Regions from separate parts of the Mus musculus genome. Here all the other regions are linked to region 1. A link is a loop called in an ENCODE intact Hi-C map of the cell type or tissue named here. Cell type or tissue: left cerebral cortex. All regions are shown on one strand. Region 1 overlaps R3hdm1 (R3H domain containing 1). Region 2 overlaps Zranb3 (zinc finger, RAN-binding domain containing 3). Region 3 overlaps Zranb3 (zinc finger, RAN-binding domain containing 3). Region 4 overlaps Map3k19 (mitogen-activated protein kinase kinase kinase 19). Region 5 overlaps Map3k19 (mitogen-activated protein kinase kinase kinase 19). Region 6 overlaps Rab3gap1 (RAB3 GTPase activating protein subunit 1).

What was found. A loop is a pair of places that touch in the nucleus more often than their neighbours do. Peaks named below come from ENCODE experiments on the same cell type or tissue, not always from the same donor. Only the 100,000 strongest peaks of a DNase experiment are listed, where the experiment ranks them.
Region 2: it touches region 1 in a loop (6-fold over the local background); 2 of 42 quality-filtered maps call a loop at or near these places.
Region 3: it touches region 1 in a loop (6-fold over the local background); 2 of 42 quality-filtered maps call a loop at or near these places.
Region 4: it touches region 1 in a loop (3-fold over the local background); 18 of 42 quality-filtered maps call a loop at or near these places.
Region 5: it touches region 1 in a loop (8-fold over the local background); 18 of 42 quality-filtered maps call a loop at or near these places.
Region 6: it touches region 1 in a loop (3-fold over the local background); 18 of 42 quality-filtered maps call a loop at or near these places.

The regions. Positions count from the first base shown.
Region 1 is chr1:128,139,728-128,143,727 of GRCm38, forward strand. The region is part of intron 1 of R3hdm1 (R3H domain containing 1); the gene reads left to right. It also overlaps the pseudogene Gm29383. Among named protein-coding and RNA genes, the nearest start is that of R3hdm1, 38 kb to the left of the region's middle. In left cerebral cortex, a CTCF peak has its summit at 1,535; DNase peaks (open chromatin) are centred at 420, 1,082, 1,535, 2,170 and 2 more places; H3K4me3 peaks cover 2,186 bases; H3K27ac peaks cover 3,522 bases.
Region 2 is chr1:128,077,862-128,081,861 of GRCm38, forward strand. All of the region lies in intron 2 of Zranb3 (zinc finger, RAN-binding domain containing 3), which reads right to left. Among named protein-coding and RNA genes, the nearest start is that of Zranb3, 23 kb to the right of the region's middle. In left cerebral cortex, a CTCF peak has its summit at 1,658 (motif pointing left); DNase peaks (open chromatin) are centred at 125, 576, 1,663 and 1,975; H3K27ac peaks cover 3,528 bases.
Region 3 is chr1:128,028,552-128,032,551 of GRCm38, forward strand. All of the region lies in intron 6 of Zranb3 (zinc finger, RAN-binding domain containing 3), which reads right to left. Among named protein-coding and RNA genes, the nearest start is that of Gm28800, 70 kb to the left of the region's middle. In left cerebral cortex, no CTCF peak of the experiment used is centred here; DNase peaks (open chromatin) are centred at 913, 2,498, 3,151 and 3,748; H3K27ac peaks cover 3,445 bases.
Region 4 is chr1:127,830,975-127,834,974 of GRCm38, forward strand. It overlaps Map3k19 (mitogen-activated protein kinase kinase kinase 19), which reads right to left. Exons shown (of 14, transcript NM_011737.2): 7 at 3,561-3,651; 8 at 1,750-1,822. Among named protein-coding and RNA genes, the nearest start is that of Map3k19, 22 kb to the right of the region's middle. In left cerebral cortex, no CTCF peak of the experiment used is centred here; no DNase peak of the experiment used is centred here.
Region 5 is chr1:127,825,734-127,829,733 of GRCm38, forward strand. Map3k19 (mitogen-activated protein kinase kinase kinase 19) reads right to left here. Exons shown (of 14, transcript NM_011737.2): 10 at 3,323-3,366. Among named protein-coding and RNA genes, the nearest start is that of Map3k19, 27 kb to the right of the region's middle. In left cerebral cortex, CTCF peaks have their summits at 690 (motif pointing left) and 1,769 (motif pointing right); DNase peaks (open chromatin) are centred at 1,234 and 1,762.
Region 6 is chr1:127,935,681-127,939,680 of GRCm38, forward strand. It overlaps Rab3gap1 (RAB3 GTPase activating protein subunit 1), which reads left to right. Exons shown (of 24, transcript NM_178690.4): 19 at 1,658-1,885; 20 at 2,309-2,405; 21 at 2,518-2,621; 22 at 2,895-3,010; 23 at 3,366-3,468. Among named protein-coding and RNA genes, the nearest start is that of Gm28800, 23 kb to the right of the region's middle. In left cerebral cortex, CTCF peaks have their summits at 1,760 (motif pointing right) and 3,050; DNase peaks (open chromatin) are centred at 99, 789, 1,276, 1,778 and 2 more places; H3K27ac peaks cover 3,289 bases.

The DNA of each region.
Region 1 (4,000 bases):
CAGGATCTCTGTTAAGAGAGTGCTCTTAACAGCTAAGCTACCTGTCCAACCCCCTCAGATTTACATTCTTAAGAGTTTAGGCTAGCTTTTTAGCTAGAGAATGACCAATAATCTAAATTGTGTGATTATTATGTATTTGGAGATTAATACAGCATATATAACTATTACATCAGAAGACAAAAACAAGTCATAGCGTATCTTGAAGAATTTCGCACTAGATATCTGCAGTTTCTTCCTAGTTCTCATATCTTCATTGTACCATCCTGTAGCATGTATGTTCTTTCTGTTTAGCTGTTCTAAAGATATAAAAATTAAATGCTAGCCTAAGTTCCCCCAAAGCAACCATCCCAGCTCATCTCCCCCCCCCCACACACACACCAGAAATAGTCACTACTTCTAACAAAAGGTACAAGTGATTTTTTTCTCAGATGAAATCTTTGCTAAGTGGCAAGCATAATTTCAAGGCAGCTTTACTTCAAAATGGCAACAAGAACTTGTTATGTAGCAGATGGACATGCTGACATACATAATAAAATGAAGCAAGACACTTATGGCAAAAACTGAAATGAGTATTTCCATGCTTCAAATGATAATCTTTCTTTTTAAGATTTGGAAATACTTAGGTCTTATAAATTCTAAATTAGTGAGAAATCATAATTAAAACATTTTCAGATAGCTTTATCAACTAAAGGCTTCCCTTTAATTTGAAAAAAGGGTAAGCAAGCTGTTGGTAGTGAACCCCAGTAGCACACAGTGCTTGTTTAGCAGCTGACTTAAGGTGGACTCCATAGCACTGGAGGGAGAGAAGCAAAGTCCAGTAATAAACAGTCCCCATTCAGTCTTTACATTTCAAGCGTCACACAGAACCTTATTTTCACTGCTGTAGCAGTAATTACCTAAGTTGACTTTGTTATCCTATCACTGTTAAACCAATTTAGAAAGCTTCCTTTCTGTTCTCTTACCTTTATCATGCATTGTCAAGATTATCTTTTGTTCTATAGTCAGAAAAAAGTATATATAAATCTGTGAAGCTGAGCCAGAGCCTGTTTTGGGGAAAGGGGCGTTAGAAAGGAATACTTTAAGGAAAATAAGTATATTATAATGTCTGTAGCTTTTGTCTTGGTGCTTGCCGTACTGCTCTAAAGAGCCCTGCTGATCTCAGAAACTATAGAATTGTATACTTTGTACAAGACAAGTTTGATTTCTAGTTAGTGGTACATGTATTTTTTTCCTTCAGTTAGTGCAGGTAATATGTGAGCATTGTCCTTAGAGCATTTCTGCATTCTTGTGGAAATAGAATCTTTGTTTAACAGAAGAGGAAACTAAGATAAATAGAATAAAGACTTTTCAGTTACTCAGTGTATTATCCAAAAGGTGAGACTAATCTTTATTTTGTTTTTCTTTTCATGCTTAATGAGTTTCTTTTCATTTGATTCCTTGTCTTACTTAAGTCATCCTTGGGCTAAGGTAGACAGCATCTGACAGCAAGCTGAGATATCCTTTGTCATAGTTCTGTCACTGTCTCCATCTATTGGTGTGAAGAAGTAATGCTTCTTCCTAAATATGCAGATGCTTTGTTTTAGCAAAAACACATTAAGCAACAAGGAATTGCCCCCTAAATGTATTATCTTTTCCTGTGACAAAAAGTCAGTTTAAAGATACTAAAAGTGTCATGAGATGTCAGCTTTTGGAGTGTGTGTGTGTGTGTGTGTTTTAGTGATACTAAAGAGTCACTTAAAACTTATATATATTATATATATTAAAACTTATATATATTGTAAGTGGTGTGGTAGTGCACACCTTTAATCTTAGTACTCAGGAGCCTGAGTCAAGCAGATTCTTTGGAGTTCAAGGGCAGGCAGAGGTACATAGTGAGACCCTGTTTTGAAAAAACAAAACCAACCCCTCCAAATTATATATATTAACAATATCAGATTCCTTACTTTATTCTTTAGGAAATATGATCATTTTATCTTTTTTGCAATATGATCGGATCAGGTGTCATGGTGCAAAAAAGTAATTTTTAGCAAGAAACCTCCCAAATCCTGGCAGTCTTTGCATAGTCAGATTGTTAGCTCTTACATCATTGCTTCTGACTTACTAATGAAGAGCTCAAGATAGCTTCTGATGCATTCCAGATATTCTGGGTGGTGACTGGCTAGAGAATCACTGACATCACAACCAGCAGCTGTTGATTTCTATTGTCTCTTAAGTCCTCAGTAAGTGCTTTATTCTGCTCCTGGTGCCTGACTAATCTGAGTGTTCAGCTCTGTAGAGGAGCAATGCAGAGTGTCAGTGTACAGACACTATGGAAAATGTGCTTTCAGTAACTCTGTATGATGAAGCAGATGACAGTACAATGAAGGTATGTGGTTCTAAACTCATTTTTATGTTTATAGAAGGTATCAAAAAGATAAATTATTTTTGTTTACTTAGTACCATAATTTTTATTAATGATTATATGCAATAAAATCTAAAATTAGGGCATTTAAAATATTATTTTTACAAAGATATATATGCATTTAGATGGTTAAGAGTCATATACCTACAGTAGTGCCAATTCCTTCCTATATCTCAGATTTTCAACATTTCTTACAGCATGTAAATAGAGTGGTTTACCTGTGTGCTGGTTTGTTTTTATATATAGCAAAACAAGTTGTCAGTTGAAAGAAATGTTTTGTTTAAGTTCATTTTAAAATAGATCAGCTGCATGGCTTGTTCAATTGTTAAATTTCATTATGGAGCAAATAACAATGTGAACGAGATACTGGTTGGAAATGAAGAAACTGAGTTCTTTAACTCTTAGAACCCATGTTAGTATTTGTGGCCTTGATTAAGGAAGGCATAGATAATTTTTAAAGTACTTAGGAAAAAATGTAAATTTGTCTTTGCTGTGAGCTGGCATAATGAAATACCATGTTACAAAGAGAAGAAATGTTCACTCCCACTCGAATTCTTAGAATTACCTGATTTTCTAATTTTACCGTCTGAAAACTTGACATCCCCTTGTTTTCCTCAAAACTGGAATCTTACTTCATGGTTATGCTGATAGGGACAGTGTGTCTACAAGGATGCAACTGACTTGTTTATAAAAATTTTTTTAGGTTTTTTTTGTCTTTGGTTTTTTTTTTTTTTTTTTGAGAGTTCACTTGCTTTTTACCTGACATTAGTTGAGATTTTAACAAGCTTTGCAATTGCTGTGGCATCTTTAAACATTTCTACTTGTATGACAATTCTTTTGTTCTTAAGAAATAACTCATTTCAGTTTTAGAGAACATAGAATCACTAAATTGCCACGTAGGAAGACTGAGTATCGTCTTTTGTTCTCAACTGTGTTTGTAATTAGGTTCATAAATATACTGATATCTGTTATTGAAACTAGACTTTTACCAGATGCATCATTTCAATCTTGCGCTTGGAAAAAACTACCACCATCTTTTTAAGCGTCGGATTTTTAAATCTTTATATTGAATACTTCCAAAAAAGAATAAAAATTAACATGAGCAGTATTTATCTTTTTGTTTGTTTTTGTTTTGTTTTACGAGACAGGGATTCTCTGTGTAGCCCTGGCTGTCCTGGAACCCACTCTGTAGATCAGGCTGGCCTCGAACTCACAGATACACCTGCCTCTGCCTCCCGAGTGCTGCTCTCACCTAAACATCTAGTTCACTTTTAATCTTTTCCTCATCCCCTGTTCCTTTGGGGTTTGTCTGTGGCTCTTTTTGCCTCTTCTCTTAATTCATCTCCCCTCTTCCATCTTCTTCCCCACTTTGTCTTGGGCTTTCTGCATCAGAAAACTACATCTACTTGATGTCTTACCTTCCTTTCTCTGATGGAGTCTATATTAACCTTTTCTCTCCTTAATCCCCTCCTCTCGTTTCATAACATTCACTGCCTTTTCTTTCTCTTTCCTCCTTCCTCTCCTTTTCTTCTAGTCTCTGGTCTGGTTGTCTCGACCTCTGTCTGTGACTACCGTGTGCTTCCTCCTCTCTCCCTATAC
Region 2 (4,000 bases), 62 kb before region 1:
ATTACTGAGATTTGTTTAATGAACAGTATTTCATTAAGCAGACTGTTGGAACATGGTATAAAGAGGAACAGCACATATTGGCTTTTTCTAGTGTGGGTGTCCTGGTATTCTCAGGATCTTTCACCCACTCATGAGTCAGTTTTATATAACACAGTAATGTATAATTTCCCTCCTACTCACAAGCCAACACTTCAGAGATAACATTTTACCCAGTGTTATTTAAAGAATATGGTAACTTGGAACATTTTAATATTTTTCAAAACGTATAAACAACCAAATTATTATCATGTCAGTAACGAAGCTCTTTGGCTTCAAAGAAGCACTCCAGTATATTTTAATGCTAAATAATAATTAATTTAGGAAAATATATTTAGAAAATATGTAAACTGTAACAAAACATAACTTTATTGTTTAAGATTTTATATTTGATTCTATGTATGTGTGCATCCATGTGTGTGTATGTGCATGTAAGTATATGTGCCAGTGGGTGGTATTAGATACCCAGAGCAGGAGTCAGAGGCAGTTGTGATTAATGTGGGCACTGGGACCCAAACCCAGGTCCTCTGGAAGAGTAGCAAGAACTCTTAACCAGTCTCACTGTTCAGTTCTGGTTGTCCTAGAACTTACTATGTAGACCAGACCTGGCTGGCCTTGAATTCATAGAGAGTTTACCTCTCTGCCTCCCAAGTGCTGGGATTAAAGGAGTGTACCACTTCCTCCAGTGAGATTTAGTTTAAAAAAATTGTCATGAATTTATACATAAAGGAGCACTTGCCTCTACAGCCAAAGAGAGATAAAGCAGAGAGAGGTACAGGAGCTCAGAGACTATTGGCAAAATTGATAAATAAATGAGAAGTCAGCAGAGAGGTCACAGATAAACTCACATAATTGAAATGAAGTCCAGTCCAACTTCCTGGTGCTTGTTCCAGTGCAGCTACTAAGGCAAAGCCAAATGGAAACTGGAGTGGGCTAGAAACTGTGCATGATCCAAGGCAGAGTCCTGGAGCAGGAGTGTAACCTCCTCACAGGAAAGGGCAAGCGGGTCATGTTAGCACATTTAATAGGGTCAGAATCTTACAGAGTAAGTACCTGGGAGCAGAACAGAGCAACATGAAGTCAGAATGTTAGCCAATAGCTAGGCAGGACTGACCATTAGTTTTTCAATCAGTTACATATTTGAATATGTGTTATTTATATATTATTATGTATTATAGATGACCTTAAACTCTAATCCTACTGCCTTGACTTCCCAAATCCTGACATTGGTCAAACCAAGCATTTTCGAGGAAAAAGAAACCAAGACATACTGCATACTTTGGATGTGGCAACCTTCCATCTGCTACTTGATAACTGTATATTAGCAATTTTTTTCCATAAGGAATTTTCTAACTTCCCAAATATGCCCAGAGCCAGTATATCAATTAGAAAATGTGTCTTGGTTTCTTTTTCCTGGAAAATGATGGGTGTGGTCAACTTAGAGGCCTTACAGACAGTTGAATCATAAATTCCTATAATCTCAGGATTTAGGAAGCCAAGACACTAGGATCAGCATTTAAGGTCATCCACAGGGCTGGAGAGCTGGAGAGATGGCTCAGCGGTTAAGAGCACTGACTTCTCTTCCAGAGGTCCTGAGTTCAACCACATGGTGGCTCACAATCATCTCCAATGCCCTCTTCTGGTGTGTCTGAAGACAGTGACAGTGTACCCACATGCATTACATAGATAGATAGATAGATAGAAAGAAAGAAAGAAAATCAGTTTAAGGGGAAAAAAAGGTCATCCACAACTACAAAGTATATTTGGGCCAGTCAGAACTACAGAAGACACTGCTCCAAGCAAAAGACATAAATAAATCAGCTGCAATTTACAGAAAAAAAGAAAATGTGAGGCAATAGCAGATCAAGAAAAAGAGATACATAAGGCTTACCAAGGCTGCCAAGATGGGAACTGACAAAGAAACACGGCTCACTCTGAAGGGAAAGCTAGTGAGCTGTCTTACTAACGCTGAGAAGAGACGCCAGGACCAAACTGAAAAAGGAAGCATTTAATTGGGGGCTTCCTTACAGTTTCATCAAGGGTTCCTTCATGATCACCATGGTGGAAAGCTTGAAGGCAAGGAGACAATAGCTCCCACCAGAGTGTGTGTGCACAAAGACGCACACATAGAAATAGAAATAGAGACAGAGAGAAGCTGGGCCTGGCATGGGCTTTTGAACTTTAACCTCTACCCTACTCCCTCCCCTGGCTGACACCTTGCCTCCAACAAGGCCATATCCCCCAATGCTTCCTAACCAAGCCTTCAAAAATATTAGCTTATAGCCAGGCGTGATGGTGCACGCCTTTAATCCCAGCACTCGGGAGGCAGAGGCAGGAGGATTTCTGTGTTTGAGGTCAGCCTGGTCTACAAAGTGAGTTCCAGGGCAGCCAGGGCTATACAGAGAAACCCTGTCTCGAAAAACAAAACAAAAGAAAACAAAACAAAAAAATTAGCTTATGAGGGCTAATCTTTTTTTTTTTAATGAGGGCTAATCTTGTTCAAAACATTATATACACTAGACAAAAATTAAATTAAAAAAAGAAATTAAAAAGAAAAGCACTGTGGTGAGCAGTGTTGGCAAATTTAGGAGATGAGTTGATTAGGAGCAGGTGTAATGTGATTGATGGACATATTCAATGGTTACAAAACCTATCAGAGCTTTATCACGTGTGTGTGCGCACACACACAAACACACACACAATTAAATTAACTCACATGTGTGTATCGTGATTATTAATTAGGTAGGAGAGAGCCCAGCCAACTGTGGGTGGCACCATCCCCTGAGCAGGTGGTCCTAGGCTGAATGGAAAAGTATGAGCCTCTGAGGCAGCTAGCAAGCAGAATGCTTTCATGGTTTTCACTTCAAGTTTCTGCTTTGACTTCCTTCTTTCAATGAAGTCTTTGATCTGGAAGTGTAATTCAAATAAACACTTTCCTCCTGTAAGTTACTTTTAGCCAAACTGTTTTATCACAGCAACAGAAAAGAAACTAGAACACTAGAAAATAAAATAGCCTTCAAGTATATAAACAAATACAGAAATAAAGGCAGAACTAAAACACAACATAAAACAAGATACCACAGACTTGAACTGGATTTGCTAAGAATTTAAAAATATACTGCTGAAACTAAGAGCAAAGTTCACAATATTCCTGTTCTCTAATTGCAGGAAAGGAAAGGACTGGCTGTTCTTTGACATTAGTCAGCTAATCCCTGAGCTGGACACAGAAACCCAGCCAATCCTCAAACCTTTTTGTTTATCCACGCTCCCCAAAGCATGGTGTGATGGCAACTGTTCTTTGTAAAGAATACAGCCTTCCCAAGTGTGAGCAACACAAAATGAGTGGCTTTGCTTTCACAAACATAATAGTTCCCCCCACCCCTGGACAGAGAGTAGTAAAAGGGAGTAAACTAGAGTGAAGGTAAGCACACACATGTGTGCATGTGAAATGTATACAAACATAAACATAGAAGCACATCTACACACACACATAAAAAGCAAAATACAGAGATAAAAGAGGTAGCAGATAGAAAGGAACTGAAGAAAGGGCCAACACAGATGTAAAGAGAGGCAATGAGGTAAGGAATGGGACAAAGATAACACTGGGAGCTGGCCAGGTGCCTGAGTAAAGTCACTGGCTGCCAAGCCTGACGACCTTAGTTTGATTCCAAAGACGCCACATGGTAGAAGGGGAAAACAAAAGTCCCCAAAGTTGTCCCCTGACCTGGACAGTGGCATGTATACACATAAACCCAATAAATATATAAATATGATTCTTTAAAACGATACTACTACCGGTATAACATGTATATAAAAATAAAGTGAATGTACAGTATCACACAGCGGTCAAGAACAAAGAAAAGATACCACATAAAGCTTCGCAATAGTGAGAACAGAAAAAATTAGAACAGAAAGTCAATTTATAACAACCAAGTATCTTAATTTCCTAGGAATAACAATGGTG
Region 3 (4,000 bases), 110 kb before region 1:
CACAGAAACTTTCAAATTCTTATTGTGTTCAAAGACACAATAAACTGCCTCTCATAAAAAAATGTCCTGAGATGCAAGCCCTGTCACTCTAGAACCTATGGTACAGGTCCAATAATATGCCACTTCTCGATGCAAACTCCCTCACTGAAACCATACTACAATCTCAATAATACACCACACAACTATAAAAAATAGTTATTTATATACTATAACAAACATTTATGTAGAAAAATGGTCAATATTATAAGGGACAAAAATGCTAATATTTTTAATATAATAATCTCTTTTTCAAAAAATATGAATTTGTTTACTCTTCTATTAGTTTTGGACCATATAAAAATATAGCCCTGAAAACAACAAGGAAACTTGTAAATCTGATCACACATGACCATGCCACACTTTATAACTTTACAGTGCCGAGGCTAAAAAAAGAGGTGGAGAACATTGGTGAATGGGTATAGAGGTTTAGATTAGGGTGACAAATGTGCTAGAAATTAAAAGCTTTGTTTTACAACAATATGAATGTATCTAAAGATACCAAATTATATACTTAAAATGGTAAAATAGTACATTTTCTTACGTATTATTGCAAACCAATGCCTGCAGAAGACACAGAGAAGGGGAAGACACCCACAATGTCTTCCTATTACATTCTGATGAACAAGACTGTAATTTGACTCCTACCTAGCCCTATCTTTATCTAACTCCTGACTAACTGTTTTTGTCTAGAGACCTTGGTTTAGCTCAGAATATTCAGCTGAATATTTAGTTCCTCAAGGGCACAGTGGTCTCTCTTGTTCTGGTTTTAGCATATAGAATTTCCACTTTCTGAAAAGGAAAGGAATATATTTACTCACAGGATGCTTCTGACTGTCTTGACTGGTTCACATTGGTACACCCGGCCATCAGGCCTTTCCTCTTCCCATCCTCACATGACAGTCATCTATAATTACCTGGTTAGTGCCAGACGTGACAATTCAGTGAAAGCTTGAATCATTTTGATCCCTAGAGCATGAAGGCTTATACATTTTGGCTGAATGTATGTCTGTGCAGCACAAGCATGTCTACTGTCTGCAGAGGCCGGAGGAGGATGTTGAATCCTCTACAACTGAAGTCATAGATGGTCATTTATTGTCATGTAGGTGCCAGGAATCGAACCTAGGTCCTCTAGGAGAGCATCCAGGACTTTTAATCACTAAGCCATCTATCTAGCCTCCTAAAAATAATTTTTGAACAAATGGATTAATTTAAAAAAACAAGCTAGAGGCAGTAGGTGGGATAAAATGACCTCATACACCAACTCAATATAGAATGATTCAAAATCAGAAGTCTTTCCAAACACAAATACAGAATTTATATCACATCTTACTTAACTATTCCTCAAACAGACGTTGAGTGCTCAGTATATTAACTATTTACTTCACAACTGAGCCATGTGCTCAAGGAATAGACAGCCCTGTATTTAGCCAGAGGCAGAACAGTAAATGACGCAGTGCTGGAGAACATATGGAGGTGAGCAGGACCCTGATTATGCTAATAATGGACATAACACCTTGAGTATATACTATCAAGTAGCATTTCACCGTCTCAAGAAAATTTAGACAACCAATTCTCCTTAGTAGAACTGGTATAGAATTTGATGTGTTCCCACACAAAAAACTGAACCCAGAGCCCTGTACATAAGTGTTGTAGAGGGGCCTGGTGCTGTTCTTGTGAACCAATCCCCTAATGACTAAAGGAGCCAATCACTGGGCGAATAGGTGGGACTTCTGGGTTGGACAGAGGAAGAGAAGGAGGAGGAGAGAGGTAGGTCTTTTGGAACAGGGATAGCATGAGGGTAAGATGTAGCTGCTAGAGTTTCACTAGAGGAATCAGATTAAACAGGGCTTACAAGAGAGGGTTTTAGTTGTAGCGCCCAGAGATTGAGCTACCACTGTTTCTGAGCTAAGTTTGTGTGGTGTTTTTCTTCTTGAAGTGATTTGACTGGGTTCCAGAGAGAAGGTACCGCAGCAAGGTGCGTAGATTTGCCTGATGTGTGCCACAAAGGCCATGGGGTGGGGGATTTGAAGCATTGGCGTGGTAGCGACCCGCCAGTGGGAACCAAGTGAGCTGGGTGAGAAGTTTCAGGACCTTCCGGGCCAGAGTCTCCACCAGATAAGAAAAGGCCAGCTAGTCCCCTGGGGCTGAGAGTAGCTGGGCATAGTGCTGGAACCTGTCAGTTCATTATTTTAAATAATAATAATTTCCTACAACACATAAGACGCAAGCACAATTTCCCCAGATCTTCTTGGGACACTTTTAAGTTCTAAGCACAATGTAAGAGAGGACAGATATGTCTTCCCAAAGCATATTTTTGTTTTTAGTTCAAGACAGTGTCTCACTATGTAACCCTGGCTGGCCTAGACTTCATTGTGCAGACCAGAATAGCCTCAAACTCAGAGATCCACCTGCTTCTGCCTTCCCAGTGCTGATATTAAAGGCTTGTGCTATCACACCTGGCTCACACGATGCTTGGCCGGGTTATTCACAAGTCTTCCTTTTATAAGCACTGGAACATTTATTAAAGGTGCCACTTCTGAAGTCTCTCATGTTGCCAAGAAAAATGTGGAAAAATATAAAAGGAAATAGAAACTGGGGTAAGTGATTTAACCCCAGAAGGTGCACAAGGGTCTAAGTGGGCTCTATACCTTCTCTCACTTAACTACTGTCGATCAATTTATTCACTGTGCTTCATTCTCCAGATTTTATTTGTATTTATAGCTACCTCTAAATAGAATCCACTAGAGTGACTACCATGTGGCATTCTGAGTAAGGGTACTCTGCTTGAGTAATCTCTTTTCTCTGTGCCTCTCAAATCAAATGGGGTCTGTGGTGTTTGGTTACTTAGGCCCTAAGATCGTTCGTTCTTCAGATTCCATCTGCATTAGCATGCTTCTTTAGGCTGTTACTCGGGAATTTAATAAACTTTTTAAAGACAAAATGACATCTTGATCGAGCACTTCACTTAACTTTTATTTTGAATGCAGCATGACATTTTAAATATAAAATATGGGTCTAGGATGGAATAACGATCCATAATTTGCATTCTCTAAAATTATAGTGTGAAAATGACACCTTTCCAGAATAAAAACACTGTGGAAGAAAATATAGCATCCCACAGCCTAACTTAAAATGCCAGGAAATGCCTTGATCTGAATCAAAGCTTATGGAACCACAGTGCTTTCAAGGTAAAGAAATAAAGGATTAGAAAGACTTCAGAAATGGATGTAGAAGAAAACATCTTCAAAGGGCTAGAGAGGGTGCAGCCCTTACACATACATGAGGTTCTTACAGAGGACCTAAGTTTGGCTACCAGAACCATGCTGGATGGCCAAACCTCAGCTCCAGAAGATCTGATTCCCCTGGTCTCACCTCCATGGTTACCTGCGCTCACAAGTGCACAGACCTATTCAGACATTCAGATGTCCACATAATTATAAAGAAAGAAAACGCCTTTGAGAAGCACAATGTTGATCTTGAAACGACTAACAAGCAGGAAACAGAACACAACCTACGCCATCACACATTTCACAGAGATGAAATATTTCTCTTCGAAATACTATTTATACTCATAAGTGAGGTGCACACTTCTGCTCTCATATGACAGATATTAATCAAAAAACAGACTGTAGGACAGACACACAAATTAAACATTGAGCCTGAGATTTCAAAAACTCAGGCACAGTCTTGCTCTGTGCCTCCAGCTGGTGGATCAGGTGTAAGCTTTCAGCTACTGCTGTAGCTCATTCCTGCTGGTCTGCCTGCTGCTACCTTGTTCCCACCATGAGTCACTGTAAGCAAGCCCTTAATTAAATGTTGTCTTCCATAAGTTGCTATGGTAATGGTGCCTCTTCACAGCAATAGAACAGGAACTAAGACATCATTGTAACACCAAAACCTGGCTCATCTCAACCTGACACCTCACACAGTCAAATGGAAAGCAGGACAACACACCTCCATG
Region 4 (4,000 bases), 310 kb before region 1:
TCCTACCAGGAGAAGTCCCCCTGCTTGTCCTGGCCTGCTCCTGCCAGCTCTGCCTTCTGGATTCAGTCCTAGTCAGTGATCCTTTCTTAGTCCCCGTTCGTGGGAACAGGAGAGTCAGACAAAACGAATTAATTAGCCAGGCCAGTACTCTCAAATTGTCTGCAATGGGAAACTGGTTTCTATTTTCATTAGCTACTTTTATTACCTTATTTTTATTATTTATTTTTTGAAACAGAGTCTTATATAATACAAGCTAGTCCCAAACTAGCTATGTAGCCAAGGATGGCATTGAACTTGGAAGCCTCCTGCCTCTACCACCCAAGTGTTAGGATTACAGGCATGCACCACCATATCCGGTTTATGAAGCACTGAGGATCAAACTCAGGGCTTCATGTATGCTAAGAAAGCCCTCTGCCTGCTGGGCTGCACCCCCAACTCCATCGTTTAGTTCTTTGAGAAAGACAGAGCCTTGCTTTTGTATAGTTAATCTTCCAAACAAAACAGCCACCATTTCCATCAGGCTGACTATTCCTGCTGGTAGGAGATCTATCACTAGCCAGTTTACTAGGAGGGTCGTGGAACCTCACCTGAGATTCTAGCTAGTCCTGCCAACCAACTGTACACAATTCTGTCCTAATTGCATGGGACCTCAGGAGGTATTAGGGTATAAACGATAAGGAAGGTTAATTGACAAAGACTCCATACCTGACTCTGGGGAAGCCAACATCGGTACTGGTTGAAGACTTTCCAATGTGGCTGCTTTGGGGTTTCCATGCTCCCATAAGCCCCTCCCCGATGCTCTCTAAGTGACCTCTGGTAGAGCCATGCTTTAGTTTGTCTTTGGGACCTTATAAGGAGGGGTAGACACTTTTTACATCTCATTGGGGAAAGAGATTTCCCAAGAGTGCCGCCTGCCCTAGAACAAGATATGTAAACCAGGCTGACCTTAAGCTTGTAGTCATCTTCCTGTCTCTGACTTTTGAATTCTAGTGCCAGAAGAAGCCATCTTACAACCTTCCAAGTCATTGCGGAGTGATACTTTTTGACAAATGTAATGAAAACTAGAGTAGAATGCCAAGAGTCAAAAACTGTTTTTGCATCAACTGATCAGTGGATGTGAGATTGTACTATCAAATTACTAATGCTCACCCTCATGGTCTGTACTAACATTGTCTTGTACTGGTCATGGGCTACAGAATAGCATTTTTCCAGAACAATGTAGGTATGCTATAGCCCTGAAGCCAAATCAGACCTTCAGTCTCTGTCTCTGTCTCTCTCTCTCTCTGTGTCTATGTGTGCTCGCACATGTGTGTTGGGGGGCTACTCCTCTGTGTGCAGGTACATTTGCCTATGTGCATTGAAATGGAAGCCAGTGGAGGGCATTGGGTGTCCCACACTGGTTAGAAGATTTCTTTGAGACAAGGTGTTTCACTAAACCTGAAGCTAGGCTGACAGCCAGCAAGTCCCAGTAATCCTCCTGTCTCTACCTCCCCACAGTGCTGGGGTTATAGGCATACACATATCTATTCCAAGCATTTTACATAGATACTGGAGATTTGAGCTCTGATCCTCATGCTTGCCAGCAAGTGTTCTTTCCGGCTGAGCTCCATCACTGCAACAGACGTCATATGGCCCACACACCTGAAATGTCTATTTATTGTCCAGCCCCTCTTCATCGCATTCATTGCCACACAACTGCCATCTTTTCTACTTAAATTACAGCCCAGTACCTTGGAGGATATTCCTTACTTGCTTTCTTTCAAGTCTTCTTGGCTTGCTTCTTGGAGAGGATCCGGTGGAAACGTCACAATAATCTCCACACCTGTAGAAAGTCATGACAAGAGTAGATGAAGAAAGAAAGGAGTGAACTCCTAATGGATGAAATGCTTTAATCTATTTAGATAAGTCTACTCCTAAGGGTCATAGAATAAATGTTAGTTAGGGGGTGGGGCTTGGCCAATTTCTCCAGCACGTCCATGTTGTGCCAAGTATGTGCCACCTCCAGCTAAGGATGGTGGTGAGTGTGGCCCACCACAAAATTATATACTTGGCTAAAATATCCTGAAAGTGTGTGTGTGTGTGTGTGTGTGTGAGAGAGAGAGAGAGAGAGAGAGAGAGAGAGAGAGACTTGAGTGCACTGTTCTTGAGTGTGAGCTTTGGGATGACAGTTTGAAGTCATAATATCGAAAGGTTGGTTTTATGTTAATTTCCAGATACAGGGTAGGTTTGCTTAGTGAGGAGTCTGACACACGCCCCATTAGCTGAGTTTAGTGTTCAGGACCCACATGGTGGAAGGAAAGGACCGACTGGCACATTATCCTTTGACTTGTGTATATAGGCTGAGGTATGTGTATATCCACGCACATATATACATGTAGAAAAAAATAACTAAAATGTAATCTTCCAGATGGAGAGGAGAGTCTTTGACTGATCAGTGTCCTGTTTGGAGATAAAAAGTTCCCCTTGAATATAACAGACAGCACCTGCCTCCCAGAGAACCTATATTAACTGAAATCCATCAGCTACAAAGAGAAATTCTGTCAAAAAGATCATTGTTTCTTTGAATTATTAAGGTTTAAAACCTTAAGAGCCCCCCGCCCCGCCCTCCCCCCCCCCCAGGCAACTTGAGACACTGTTGGGCTTTCTGAGGACCTGGCTTTAAAGTTTATGAAAGTCAGAGGCAGTTTGAGCACAGGACTCTTCCAGAGGGGGGCAGGGGTCGTTTGTTTTCATCAGTTTTTCCAGGATCAATGATGATCATTATTTTAACTGTTACCAAGTTATGCTCTGTACTCAGCCTGGAGAAAGGCAGTGACTAAGACTAAGGAAGGCTGGAGGCTGCTTGGCACAGTGCAACGGGGCACAGAGGTAGAGGAAAGGAATGATGGGAAATGGAAAGCATGAGACTGGGGCTGGGCTGGAACAGTAACTATGTAACCACAGAGAGCAGGAGCAGGTGGCCGTCCAGGGAGGGGCAGCAGGCCAAGCCTGATCCAGATAAAGGATATAACAGAAAGATGGAGGGTTTTTTAGTCATATTCTCTCTCTCTCTCCTCTTTCCTCTCTCCTCTCTCCTCTCTCCTCTCTCCTCTCTCCTCTCTCCTCTCTCCTCTCTCCTCTTTCTCTTTCCCTCCCTCTCTCCCGCCCTCCTTCCCTCCCTCTCCCCTCTCCTCCTTGATCCCTTCCCCCTGCCCTCCTCTCCCTCTCCTTCTGAATGTGTGTGTTTATGTATACGAACATACACATGATGCCAGTGTCATCCCTCAGGCACTGTCCATCTTGATTTCTTGTTTGTAAGTTTTGTTTTTGTCTTTGGGGAACAGGGTCTCTCCCTGGCCTGACACTCACTAGGTAGGCCGGGGCATCAGGCATTTTTTATGTGGGCTCTGGAGAACAAACTCAGGGCCTTATCTTTGTAAAGCAAGCACTTTACCAGTGGCTGTCTCTCCAGCTTCTGTTCTTTCCCTTTGCAAGTTGTTTTCAAAATTTCACCACATACTTCTGAAATTGCCAGAGAACCCCAAAGCAACAGTGCTATCTTTAGGGACAAGTTGATATACCTTCTGTCCTTCGTGGCCAGTTTTCACCCCTGGGAGCTGCTCCTTCCCTAGCCAATATGAACGGGCTGAAGTCATCTTCAAGGTCAAAGTCCTGTAAGATCACAGACTGAGAGCTCAGAGAGGTTCTGGGGAGATGCTCAGTCAAACACTTGCCACACAGGCATGAGCAACTGAGTTCAGTAAGCGCAATCCGCATTTAAAAGCTTGGTGTTGGGGCACACATTTGTAACACCAGCCCTGGGAAGCAGACGCACGTGTGGTTACCTGGGGTCAGCCAGCCGTGATAGGTTGGCTTTAGAGCAACAGCAGCCAAGGTTGGCTTGCACATGTATACACACATGTGTGAACACATACACACTTTTTAAAATCTAAACGTTAAGGTGGTGACTCAACATACTAGTTTGTTGGCAGGGTGAATGCTGACCTTCCAAGGGTAAACT
Region 5 (4,000 bases), 310 kb before region 1:
TGTGATTTCTACATGCACATAGACACATACACACACACACACACACACAGAGAGAGAGAGAGAGAGAGAGAGAGACAGACAGACAGACAGACAGACAGACAGACAGACAGACAGAGACAGACAGAGAGAGAGAGAAAGAGAGGCAGACAGACAACAGACAGGCAGATACACACACACACACACTTAAAAATATATTTAAAAAATCTCAAAGCTATTTGGCTCAGTGGTATAGTATATGTATGCTTAGCATACATGAAGCCCTAGGTTGGATCCCCAGCCCCCAAAATAGGGAGAAAAAAACAACACAAAATAACTAAAATATCATTCTCCGTACTTTTCCAGAATCAAGATTAAGTGACTCTTTAAAAGATAATTAGGTGCTATAGTGTTAGATCAGATGTTAAGAGTATAGATTTCTCTTGCAGAGAACTTAGTTTTGGTTTCCAGCACCCATGTTGGGTGGGTCATAGCTACCTATAAATCCAGCTCCAGGGGACCTGATACCTCTGGGGTCCTTAGGCATTTGCATGCACATATAAACTCAGACATACATATATACACATAACTAGGAATAATAAAGTAAATCTTTTTTTAAAGCTAAAGTTAACTGAGTGCTGGTTACTCTTCTAGGGTGGCATCTACATCATGGCTCACAGTGTGTAATTGTCCCAGGGGATCTGACACCCTCTTCTGGCTTCCATGGGCACTGTATGCACACGATGCACAGACATACATGCAGACAAAACACCCATACTTATCAAATGTTCAAAAAATAAAAAGGCTAAAATTTACATGTCAAGACTCATGGTTATACTTATTAGTTATGTGGGGTTGTTTATTTATTTAGTTTGTTTGCTTGCTTTTTTGTTTATTTTGTTTTAAGGCAGGGTTTCTGTCTGGCTGTCTAGCTGGTTTTTGTTTGTCCTGGTTGCCTTAGAACTCACTCTGTAGACCAGGCTGACCTCGAACTTGGAGATCCACTTACTCCTTCATTCCAAGCAATGGTATTAAAGTGTGGGCCACCATGCCCAGCTTAAATGTTAAATTTTAAAATGGGAAGTATTTTATCTCTCTTTTCTTTTTAGTTTCCACGGGACTGATGAAAATGTTAAAGCCCTCTTGAGAACACTTTAAGCTTGTTGTTATATGTAGCTTAAGGGTTCTTCCAGGACCGATGAACTCATTGTTTTGCTGAGTCATTTAGGTGGGAACAGCTTTAAATTTGAAAACTTAGCAATGCTAAGGGCTTTGTAGGCGCACAGTTGCTACTGTTCACCTAGAATGCAGAAACCACTTGATTCAGTCCCCCAGAAATCCACAAACTGGCTGTGATGGTGCATGCATGCCTATGATCCAAGGACTCTGGAGGTAGAAGTCAAAGGATCAGGAGTTCAAGGTCATACTCAGGTACAACAGCAAGCTTGCGGCCAGTCTGAGCTGTGTGCCAATCTCAAAACAAACAAACAAACAAACAAACGAAAAACAAGAAAAGCCTCAATAGCTTAAAAAAAGATTTATTTAATGTGGATGGCGTATGGGTGTTTTGCCTGCATGTATATATGTGTACCAAGGTGTCTGTTGTATCTCCTGGCACTGGAGTTACAGATGGTTGTGAGCTACCCTATGTGTACTAAAAACTGAACCCAGGTCCTCAAGGGTAGCAAGTGCTCTTAAGCGCTAAGCCATCTCTCCAAACTCCTTAATAACTAACTGTTAAATCTCCTTGCCCTCTAGTTCAAAGTCAGCTACTCTTAATTATTACCAACCTCTAGAGGGCAGTGCAATGCAAACTATAGCGTTCAACTTTGTGGCCCTTAAGCTATAAAGTCCTTAAGTGGTTTTTTTAGTTTTGGTTTTGTTCCTTTGTGGCCTTTTCTTATGTACACAAACTCTGTACCTAATTATATGGGATTATTTATAGACATGGATTATGCATAGTGACTGAGAGCTATGACTTCAATTTTCACTTGCCAACTAGGTGCAAGCAGGAAAGAAAAAAAAACCAAAAACCCCAGATACTAGAAATTCAAGTGTTAGAGGATACTTCTCTCTCAATGTTATTGTCTGAATTTTTTCCCATTTCTCAAAAATAGGAAATAAGCCGGGCATGGTGGCGCACGCCTTTAATCCCAGCACTTGGGAGGCAGAGGCAGGCGGATTTCTGAGTTTGAGGCCAGCCTGGTCTACAGAGTGAGTTCCAGGAGGACTACACAGAAAAACTCTGTCTCAAAAAAAAAAAAAAAAAAAAAAGGAAATAAGGAATGAAGAGGCAGCTCAGTCAGTAGACTGCTTGCCTTGCAAGTACAAACACCTGAGTTTAGCCCCAAAGCCCACATTTAAAAAGCTAGCTGTGGTGGAACAAGTTTGGAATCCCAGTATTGAGGATGTAAAACAGATTCCTGGAGTCTGCTAGCTGGCTTGCCTAGTGTAACGGGCCAGTGAGAGACCCTGTCTCAAAAAGCAAGGTGGACAGTGCCTGGGAAACAAGTGCACAGGTGTCACTCACTGCAGATGCACAGGTGTGCACAGGTGTCACACATGTGCTGACACACAGGTATGCACCAACACACAGGTATGCACCGATGTTTGTATGTCTCCTAGGACACTGAAGGCCAAGAGAGCTGAGAAAACTGACAAGTAACAAGTATCTTCCCAGGATCTTTACCTGTAACGCTTTATAGGAGCAGGAAAACTCTCCCCCATCAGGGTGGGGTGTGAACGGCAAAGAGTAACATGGGATTTGGACAAAGGTATGAGGTGAGTAGAGCAGCAATCCACACCCTTAATCCTAGAACTAGAGAGGCAGAGGCAGGGGGATCTCTGTGAGTTCAAGGCCAGTCTAGGTGACATAGTGAGACCCTGTCCCCCAAACTTAAACGCATTAAGAAACAGAGACAAAATGAAGGAAAAACGAAGACAGAAAATGAAGAGACCTGTTCACCCCACTACCCAGGAGCAGGAGATGGCCCAGAGAAGCACCTCACAGGACATGGAATGGTTTTCCCATGAATACTTAGCTTCTCCATAAAGTAGTCATCCTTTTTTAAATTTTCTCCACAATATTATTGCTGAAGATTTGACTGAGAAGTTTGTGGGAGCTTGTCATTGTTGTTGAGATTTATGGATTTTGTTATTTCTTTCTTTGAGACAGAGTTTCTCTGTGTAGCCATGGCTGTCCTGGAACTAGCTCTATAGACCAGGCTGGTCTCGAACTCATAGAGATCTGTCTGCCTCTGCTTCGAGAGTGCTGGAAATTAGAGTGTGCACCACCACCACCCTTATTGTTGTTTAATGAAGTCAAACATGCTGGAACTGATCTTACCCCAGTTCTTCGGCTACTGTAGCTTATGTCAGAGGTAGGAAACTCTATAACAAAAGAAACAAGAACTGGGTGTTATTAGTAGTAGGCTGAAGAGTTCATAGATGGAGCAGGAGATATGCGGGAAAGTGTTTCAGAGTATATTCTCCCTGTGTGGTATACATAGTGCTGTGAAGTGATTTCAGAAAACCTTAGCCTAAAGCTACCAGAAGGGGTGTTATAGGTTTGTTCATTTGTTTTTGAGAGCTGGTCTCATAGAGCAGCCTACATGTAGTTAGTACCTTGAATTCCCTAGGTAGCCACGGATACCCTTAAACTTACAATCCCCCTGCCTCCACCCCCTGAGTGTTACAATTACAGGTGTGTGTCCTGCCCAGCTTAGTATGGGAAGCAAACCCAGAGCTTCGTGGATGCTAGGTAAAACTTGATCAGCTGAGCCACATGCCCGGCTCCTACACTAGCTTATTTATTTTTAGTTCATGAAATACTCTTCCCTGAAACACATACAAAATGCATTTCCTTTCCAGCCATTTGCTCCCATTGCCTTCAGTATTGTCATTATTAAGCCTATTGTTAGTCGTGTGTGTGTGTGTGTGTGTGTGTGTGTGTGGTGTGTGTATGCATGCACACGGGCACATATGTGCAGAGGCGAAGGCATCTTCATTCCATCATGTGCCTGTA
Region 6 (4,000 bases), 200 kb before region 1:
CCCTGTCTCCAGACACACCAAAAGAGGATCCTATTACAAATGGTTGTGAGCCACTGTGAGGTTGCTGGGAATTGAACTCAGGACCTGTGGAGAAAACCAAAAAGAAGGGGGTCAGCAGGTGTGGACAACTTCCACTACAGTTCTCCTGCCATCAGCTGCCTTCCTAGTCAGGGTGTGCTCCACAGCAGGCTCTGCAGACGTGCACACAAGAGACTGCAAACGGTGCTTGCAGTCTTTTAACATTGTGCACTACCAAAACTGCTGCTCATTAAATTCTTTTGGACTGAGCTGGGCACTTACAAATTTATAATAACTTTTTAAACCAGAAAATAGAGGTACATGTATAAGGTGGCTCTTAGGAATACAACTATGAAAGATAGATACTTTTAAAAGTAAGTAGTTATTCTAAACATATGAGTTGCCTTTCCCTTTCTGTAGGAACAATTTACTATTAGAACTGCTTAGAGATCCCAGAGTTGGGCATGGATGTATGCCTGAGACACCCATACATCATAGGGGCTTATTCTGGGCCATCCGTTATAATAAATCCTTTAACAGTAAAAAGAGGACAAGTCATGGCTGAGGTGTCTGTCCTGCCTGGTATGTTACTAAGAACTTAGGGCAGGGGAGGGCTCTAGTACAAAATACTCACTAGTCTGTAACATAGGAGCTGAATATTGAAAACTGTCAAGCTTACTGCCTTTACAGATGAGCTGGTGTGCTGCCTGGGTAGGATCCAGACCTTTGCTCATAAATCCTAGGCACTGTCACAAACCATGGCACAGCCTTACAAGAATGGATCCTATGGGGCTGGAGAGATGGCTTAGCAGTTAAGAGCACTGGCTGTTCTTCTAGAGGACCCAGGTTCAATTCTCAGCACTCAGGAAAAACAAAATGAAACAACAACAAACGGGTTCTACAGTTAGTGAAGAACTTCCTCTGGTTCGTTAGGGTCTCTCTGGGTTAAGAATGGTGACCCTAAGCCCCATGAGTTTAGCCATCACATTTGAAACAGACTATTCTCACCAACAGTGCTACATGCCCATCCTTATGTACTCTGCTAATAATAGCTCTCCACAAGCAGTGTGAGGCGGCTTTATCGTCTAGGTTTGAAAGTAGAATTGTTGGAACGTTTTTGGCATATGTCATTATTCTAGGTAGTTGTGCTATAACTGGAGCATGAATGCTTGCTTTTAGCCACCTGAACAATAATAGTGGGATTTCAGCTCCTTAATAGCATAGACGTAGTTTAGATGGAGGTGTTTTGTGTGAAGCCTTAGAGTTTGGTTGCTGACTAGAACATGAGTGAGGGAGGCTAGCTGATATTTATACCAGTGCTGCTATTGCCTAACCACCAAGTATAGAGTCTCGGTCATGTGTTACTCTGGCTGTGCTGTGCATTATTTAACTCTCTACACTTCATTTATTCACTACTTTGTTCAGTACTGAGTAATTAATACTACAGTTTGTACAAAGTCATCACATAAAAATGGTGCTTTTTTGGTTTTTGGTTTTTCTGTAAAATTGAGGAACATTTTTGGTGCTTTAACACCTCCTATTTTAAATGTGACTTTCAAACTTTAAGTGTGAATATAACTTTGCACTAGGCTTGTCTGAAAATGCTGGGTTTTGTTTTGTTGTTTTTTTTGTGTGTTAGGCAGCTAATCCAGGCTGCTTTCTGGAAGATTTCGTGAGGTGGTACTCACCAAGGGACTACATTGAGGAGGAGGTGACTGACGAGAAGGGCAATGTGGTCCTGAAGGGGGAGCTGAGTGCCCGTATGAAGATCCCCAGCAACATGTGGGTAGAAGCCTGGGAGACTGCTAAGCCTGTGCCAGCACGACGTCAGAGGAGACTGTTTGATGACACCCGAGAGGCTGAAAAGGTACGAGGAAGTGACCAGTAAATCTACTGTGTAATGACAAAGAAATTACAGATTGTAGAAGATCGCTAACAATCTTTAGAAGTACTGAGAAAATCAAGTAACAAAATAACACTTACACATTTATTATTAGTGGCTCTATCTAATGCCCTAAAAAAGAAATCCTAGATTGACAACACGCTGCTGTTAACTGCCATGTTGGTGTTGTGGCTCACAGATCATCCTCGTTCTCTGCATGCTCCTCCTTTGTACGTGTAACATAAAGACTTGGAAAGCTTGAGAAAGTAGTTCTTACAGTTCCTACATGCTTGCCTCTGCCATAGCTGCTGCTTAGCTGGGAAAGAGGCAAGAGTGAGCTGAGGTCAGGCCTCTGTGCCCCAGGAAGGCCGCCCTGCAGTATTTCTGGGTCCCCTGTGTCTCCCTCAGGTCCTGCACTACCTGGCCATGCAGAAGCCTGCAGACCTAGCCAGGCACCTCCTGCCTTGTGTGATTCATGCAGCTGTTCTCAAGGTAAAGGAAGAAGGTAAATGTCTCAGTTGTCAGTCCCTACGCCCATTGCCAAAGAAGGGTTTTTGGTTTCATTTTTAACTATGGCTTTGAATTTCTTTCTTTCTTTTTTTTTTTAATATAAATAGAAAGTCTGGAAAACATTCCTTCTGTTAAGAAGATTATAAAGCAGATCATAGCCCATTCCAGCAAAGTTCTGCATTTCCCCAATCCTGAGGACAAGAAACTGGAAGTAAGTGTATGTTTTGTCACGGTCTTGCCAAGAGTTTTCCCCACCTGGCAGTAATTACTTGAATTTTTTTTTTTTTTATGTTTTACATTTTCTTTTTACACTCATTTATTGGATAGTGATGTTGGTATGCATGCATGTCATGGGATATTTAGAGGTCAGAGGACAGACTCAGGATGTAAGACTTGGTGACAAGGACCTGTCCCTGCTGAGCCATCTCATTGGCTTCTAAAAAGGCTAAAAGGCTCCTCATCTCTGTCTCCCTTTCTGCTCCAGGAAATCATCCTTCAGATTACTACTGTGGAAGCTATAATAGCCCGAGCCCGGTCCCTGAAGGCCAAATTTGGAACTGAGAAGTGTGAGCACGAGGAGGAAAAGGAAGGTCTGGAAAGGTACTGTTGCTTGTGCCCTGCTGTGTCCACAGGAGGGCCTGCTGCAGACAGAGGGTGGCATGGTGGCTTTAATCCCAGTACTTGCAGGGCTAAAACAAGAGGTAACTTTGAATAGCCCAGAATACATAGTAGCTGTTCAGGTTAGCCAAGGCAAACCCAGCAACAAAAGAACAAAATGAAATATTCTGCCCTGTAATGATAGACAGCGAAGTCCTGAGTTCTAGGATCAGAGCTGTGCCAAGTTCTTTCCAGGCAATTCTGTCACTCTCACTTGTCCATGGGTGGGCTTAGGAGGAGTTGCCAATGAGGCTCCCTGAAGAACAAGCAGCTTGACCCTTCCTGCTTCCTCCTCTAGGTTTGTCAGCTGCCTGCTGGAGCAGCCTGAGGTATCAGTCACTGGGGCAGGAAGAGGACATGCTGGCCGCATCATCCACAAGCTGTTTGTGAATGCTCAGCGGGTATGTGCGAGTCCTCCGTGGCTGCTCTTGGCCCAGGATGGTGTTCTGAGTCCCACACCGGGGTGACAGCACAGAAAGGAACAGGCTCCAGGGCTCCTGAGACTTTGAGATGCCCTGGGTTAAGCAAAGTGATGAAAGAGTATTTCAGACCTAAACTGTGGAAATTAGAAGGCTCACACACCCATTGTTCTAGAAGCTGGTAGGGACTTTTAGCAATGGCCAGAGCTATGGTATGGAAAAGCGTGCTTATAGCCTCAGTTTCTGACTAGTCTGTAATAGAGATTGTCTCAAAAGGAAAAGGACTTCAGGCTGTGAAAACTGTGTAAACGAGCCTCAGCACAGGAGGAGATCCACTTTGGAAAATTATCTTCATTATTCTTTCCATTCATGAAAGTAGGAAGTTAAGTTATATTGATTAAGGGGTATTGGTTACATATGTGTATATATATATATATATATATATATATATATGCACACAGACACACAGACACGTACACACACACTCAAGAAGGCGCTGGTATTGGGGCACATT